2 separate regions of the Homo sapiens genome follow, and region 2 is linked to region 1. A link is a contact called in ENCODE Hi-C data. All regions are on one chromosome and are shown on one strand. The core of a region is the stretch at or near the end of the contact, and the rest is flanking DNA. Distances in the headings are between cores, read along the strand shown.

Region 1 (2,665 bases), core at 1-2,500:
TTCCATGTGATGCAGGGAGCGAGGCCGTCACGAGGGACTCACTGGTGCCTGCCTTGGGGCTCCGGGACTGTGGGCTGTCTCCATCCGGAGGTCTCCCTACCACCAGGCTCTGTGGGGCAGGGAAGCCCAGTGGGGTGCAGGGAGCCAGGAAGCTGGGGTGGGGTCAGGGCAGGGTCCACAGGGAGACCGGGCGAGGCTGGCAGCCTTCCCAGTCCGCGCAGCGTCTCTGCAGGGGGAGCAAGAGCTGCCCTTCCACCCCTCCCAGGGGACGGGTAGGGGCACTCTGGGCTTTTCCCACCCCCTCACGCAGGGACACAGGCCTGGTGGGTCTATGACTGAAATTGGCCAGACCGCATTCTGGTGGTTTTATTCGGAAGGGAAGTTTACCCTGTTCAGCAGAAGCTGAGATGGGAACAGGAAACCCACAGGGCCCCTTTATTCGGCAAAAATGTCAGTCAGCGCCCCGGGGAGCAGCCGAGGGTCCCTGAGTGTGTGAGTGAGGTGGGGAAACACAGATGGACTTTGGGGGGCTCCCCCTTCTACAGGAAACCCGGAGTGGACTGGAATGGTGCAGGGGGAGAACTCGCCCCTCCCATCGGGCGCCTCCTTCATACCGGCCCTTCCCCTCGGCTTTGCCTGGACAGCTCCTGCCTCCCGCAGGGCCCACCTGTGTCCCCCAGCGCCGCTCCACCCAGCAGGCCTGAGCCCCTCTCTGCTGCCAGACACCCCCTGCTGCCCACTCTCCTGCTGCTCGGGTTCTGAGGCACAGCTTGTCACACCGAGGCGGATTCTCTTTCTCTTTCTCTTTCTCTTCTGGCCCACAGCCGCAGCAATGGCGCTGAGTTCCTCTGCTGGAGTTCATCCTGCTAGCTGGGTTCCCGAGCTGCCGGTCTGAGCCTGAGGCATGGAGCCTCCTGGAGACTGGGGGCCTCCTCCCTGGAGATCCACCCCCAAAACCGACGTCTTGAGGCTGGTGAGCCCCCGAGCCTCCTCTCCGTCTGCTCGCAGATCCCAGTTCTGACCCCAGGGCCTCCCACAGATCTCTTCCCCATGCCCCTGTCCTGGCCGTTGCTGGCTCCGGCGTCCAGCCCGTCCCCTGCTGCCTGGGGCTCTCGGGTCAACCCAGACCCCCAGCACTGGGCTCACCACAGTGGGGTGAGCAGCAGAGCCACAGCCCTACCCAGCAGACCTCCTCCTGCGTGTGTCCCCCACTCACCACTCCGTCCACGGGCAGCTGGTGAGCCCCCATTTGGCCGGATGTGGGCACTTCTGGGGGCTGGGTGTCTCTGGGCGTCTCTGGGCGGGGCCCTCGAGCAGGTGACCCAACTCCCCGGCAGCCCTGACCTTGGTGACAGGTGATAAGATCAGTGTGCAGCAGGGGGCTGGACCCAGGTGGGTGGGGTGGGGATACTCTCCATGCTCATGTGGCACTCCTGCCTGTCCAGCCACTATCCCCATCAGGGGCCCCCGACTGCCCATCAGCCAGCCCAGGAACGAGGCCACGGCAGAGCCACCCTCCCCGATGTGGCCCTGATCAGCCTGTCACCCACTGTCTGGCTTGTGAGCCTCTGGGGCCCATCCCTGGCTGCCCCTGCTGGCTCTTCAGGGGTCAGCAGGTCCAACCTAGGCCAGCAGGGGGGCCGGCAGGTTGTCTGCCCAGTGGGCTCAATGCTCCCAGGTGTGGGGTGTGGGGTCCCTGGCGAGGGCAGAGTTCCAGTTCCCAGGGCTCCGCGCTGCCAGGCAGCGTCATCAGGGCTGGAGGAGGGGCGGTCCCCACCCTATCCCGGGCTCCAGCGGTCGGCAAGGTTGTTCCATGAGCCTGGCCTGGGGCCCGCTTCTGTCCTCTCTACCAGGCACTGCCGCTCCTCCCCATTGCACAGAGGGAGATTCAGGCTGTGGGGCCAAGCCTGGCAGAGCCCACAGGGCAGCCAGGGCATCTCCCAATGCCTGTCCTGACCCCCTTAGGTGCTGTATCTCACCTTCCTGGGAGCCCCCTGCTACGCCCCAGCTCTGCCGTCCTGCAAGGAGGACGAGTACCCAGTGGGCTCCGAGTGCTGCCCCAAGTGCAGTCCAGGTAGGTGCAGCCCTTTGGCGGGCCAGCTCTGTGGGCCGAGGGCAGACACTCTTGCCCCCTTCTGCCCCAGACACCCCTGTGTTCTCTGCCCCCACAGCCATGGGTGTGATGAAGCCCTGGGGCTAGGTGTGCAGACAGTGAGGGCAGAACCCCCAGGCCAGCAGCTTGGACTCTTCACCCTGGGGGACCCTCACAGTCACACTGCACAGGGGGTGGGTCTGAGAGACGTGGCTGGCCCACCGTGGCCAGAGACATGGGCTCGGGGGCACATACCAGAGCCGGGCCAGGTGTCCCAGGAGGCCCCATGTGCTTCCAGAACTTTCCGATTTTCCCCAGAGCAGCTCTGCTCATGGCTGATGGGGCTGCTGTGTCCCGTGGGGCTCATGGGCCATTTGAGTCCCCTTAGCTGGTGTCTCCCTGCTTGGGCTCTGGGCGCGGGTGGAGTGATGGGTGGGCTCCCGAAGGGGCCTCCCGCAGACTTGCGAAGTTCCCACTCTCTGGGCGGCAGGTTATCGTGTGAAGGAGGCCTGCGGGGAGCTGACGGGCACAGTGTGTGAACCCTGCCCTCCAGGCACCTACATTGCCCACCTC
Region 2 (2,665 bases), core at 48-2,547, 1.3 Mb after region 1:
CGACATCCCGACAAATGCCAGAGTACATCTCTCCCCAGGCAGCGATGACTCCATGGCGGTCTCATCCCTCACTACACTTTTCCTAGTGCTGGCATGGTAAAAGGCAATTAACTATAAATTAAACGGAAACTCAGTGTAGCAACTTCCATTTTGTTACAAGACTAGGAAACAAAACTTGTCTCTGATTTTCTTTTTAAGAAGACTTTTAAGTGTGACTGCGCGCGGTGGCTCATGCCTGTAATCCCAGCACTTCGGGAGGCCGAGGAGGGCGTATTACTTGAGGTCAGGAGTTCGAGACCAGCCTGGCCAACATGGTGAAACCCCGTCTCTACTAAAAATAAAAAAATTAGTCGGGCTACTCGGGAGGCTGAGGCAGGAGAATCGCTTGAACCCGGGAGGCGGAGGCTGCAGTGAGCTGAGATCGTGCCATTGCACTCCAGCCTGGGCGACAGAGCGAGACCGTCTCAAAGGCTTATGGGTTTCTGATCAAGTCATCTTAGCGACTGAAAGGGCTTCAGAGAAATCTGAACTTAAGTGCAAACAAAACAAAACAAACTCCAAAACAAAAAACAACCAACCATCAGACTTTAATCTCTATAGGGACAGAGCAATTTTCCTCAAACTTTTGCTCAGCAGAACACATCTGAAACTGGCCCCCTATGTGCTACGCATCCAGAAGAGGAAAAGCCGGATCTGAAAACAATATTCCACGCTAAATGGGCCGTCCCGGCCGGGGCAGGCGGTCCCAGCACCCGTGCTGAGCTCCCCGGCATACGGCACGACGGGGCCGCGCCGGCTCTTCGGCGACAGCAAGGCCGGCATCTAACTCCACACCGTCCGCGCTTGCACCGCGCACCCAGGCTTCGTACCCAGCTCCCAGGTGGGGACCGCGCCCCCGCGGCGCCCGCGCCCCGCGCCCCGCGCCCCGCTCCCCACTCCGGCCCTGGGCCGGCGCCGCAGCGGCCCGGAAGGTACCTGCTTAGAGGGAAGGGCCCCGACTGGCGCTGCCGCGGCCCCGGTGGAGAGGGCGGCTGGGTCGGAGCGGTGCCGCGGCCCGGGGAGGCGGCCAGGCGGCGCCTCAGCACCCGGACCCCAGGGGCGTGCGGGACCCGGCTCTCGTGGACTTCCTCGGCAGCCGCCGCTTCCTCAGACGGAACTCGGGGGGCGCCCCTTCCGCCGCCCCAGGCCGCCTTGCACCCCAAGCTGCTGCGGCAGTGACAGGGAAGAAGCAGACCCGGCCACCTCTGCCCATAGCCCCGGCCGCAGCCTCCACTCTCATGACAACCAAGCCCAGCCCTGGGCCAGGGCCTCTGCGCGTGCGCGACCCCGCCCCACCCCAGGCCGCGCCTGCGCACAAGGGGAGGGCTCCGCTACTCTGGCCCTCAGGGTTGTGTAGTTTCCGGGGCCACGGCACCTGGGCACACCAGGTGGCGTCGCGCCTTTGCTTTCCTGAGCCTTCTGAGTAAGGTAATGTGGTGTCCGTGGGGCGACGCCTGCGCACAAGACCGCGTCGGGCCTCACTTTTCCCAGGCCTTCTGGGTAATGTAGTTTCCGGGATCGGCACCCGGCCTGTGCCAGCTTGCAGAGCTCACCAGGTGCAGACCCCTGCGGCCAGGGCGAGGACGGATCTGAGCAGCTGGGCAGCAGGTGCCACCGCCTGTGGGACCCAGAGGGCTTGAGGACATCTGCAATGCTCCAGAAGCCCAAGAGCGTGAAGCTGCGGGCCCTGCGCAGCCCGAGGAAGTTCGGCGTGGCTGGCCGGAGCTGCCAGGAGGTGCTGCGCAAGGGCTGTCTCCGCTTCCAGGTGCCCGCTGGGCTAGGCGGGGACGGCCCGTCGGGGAGGCGTGTGGGGAGAATAGGAGGTGCCGCTTTTCCTCTTCCAAAACGGAGGGTGCAGGCGGCGCCCGGGGCGGGTAGTTTTCGTTCGCCTCAGCCGCTAGGACCCCGGGCCCCCGCAGCCTGGGGTTCCTGAGCGTGGCTTCAGAACGCAGGGGGGTTGGGGGACGACCTGGATCACCCCTTCCCTCTTCCCACCTCTCGGGCAGGACAGCCCTGCATCAGAGCTAGGAGACCCGGGTAGAGTGCCAGGTACTGGCACGCGGGGTCACGGCTGCTCTGCCTGTCCGGCCTCAGCTTCCCCTTGAGTAACATGAAAGGCTTGGCTAGGTGGGCTCTGCAGGCCCCTTCCAGCCCTCGCAGCTGGGGATTGCAATCGTCACCTTATTCTAGGTTGGTTTTCTTTTTAGACCAGTACTAGGGTTACCAGGTGTGCATTGCCGGGGTCGGTGCGGGTGGGGTGGGAGTAGCCATAAAATGCCTAAAACTGACCAGTGCAGAGTAACAGGGAACCGGACTCCAACAAATTAACAGTGCCACGTGCCGGTCACACTTGTGCACAGAGGCAACCAACCGTTCTCCTTCGTGTGCCAGCACCGCTCTGGCGGCTGTGTGCTGGGGATGGTGGTGTTCAGCTCCTGGCAGCAGGGAGGCGGCGCTGTCAAAGACAGGCTCTATTTGAAGCGCCCTCAGGAGCTCATTTAAAAAGGGTGAATCCTGCAGAGCCAGCAGTCACCCCCTGATGTATGTTTTTCCTGACTCTTCGTATTTTAGAACGGCCCGCAGTCAGGCGCCCTTGCTCCCGCTCCCTCATCCTTGCCTGGGCGTT

Evidence for each region. Hi-C counts contacts between places; a loop is a spot of excess contacts on that map. Pooled maps may share reads with other maps.
Region 2: a loop to region 1 is called in a pooled map, with 4 times the contacts of the local background. The contact joins the promoter of CEP104 here to the promoter of TNFRSF14-AS1 in region 1. A Hi-C loop is called at or near these places in 2 of 37 single-sample maps with no recorded cell type and 6 of 50 pooled maps.

Annotation. Positions count from the first base shown.
Region 1 is chr1:2,555,761-2,558,425 of GRCh38, forward strand. TNFRSF14-AS1 (TNFRSF14 antisense RNA 1) reads right to left here and starts at 1,251. Exons shown (of 7, transcript NR_037844.2): 1 at 1,217-1,251; 2 at 1-936. TNFRSF14 (TNF receptor superfamily member 14) reads left to right here and starts at 611. Exons shown (of 8, transcript NM_003820.4): 1 at 611-973; 2 at 1,966-2,074; 3 at 2,583-2,665. The coding sequence starts at 905.
Region 2 is chr1:3,855,914-3,858,578 of GRCh38, forward strand. CEP104 (centrosomal protein 104) reads right to left here and starts at 1,298. Exons shown (of 22, transcript NM_014704.4): 1 at 976-1,298. It overlaps DFFB (DNA fragmentation factor subunit beta), which reads left to right and starts at 1,563. Exons shown (of 7, transcript NM_004402.4): 1 at 1,563-1,804. The coding sequence starts at 1,691. RefSeq lists silencers at 965-1,464, 2,395-2,444 and an enhancer at 1,605-1,784.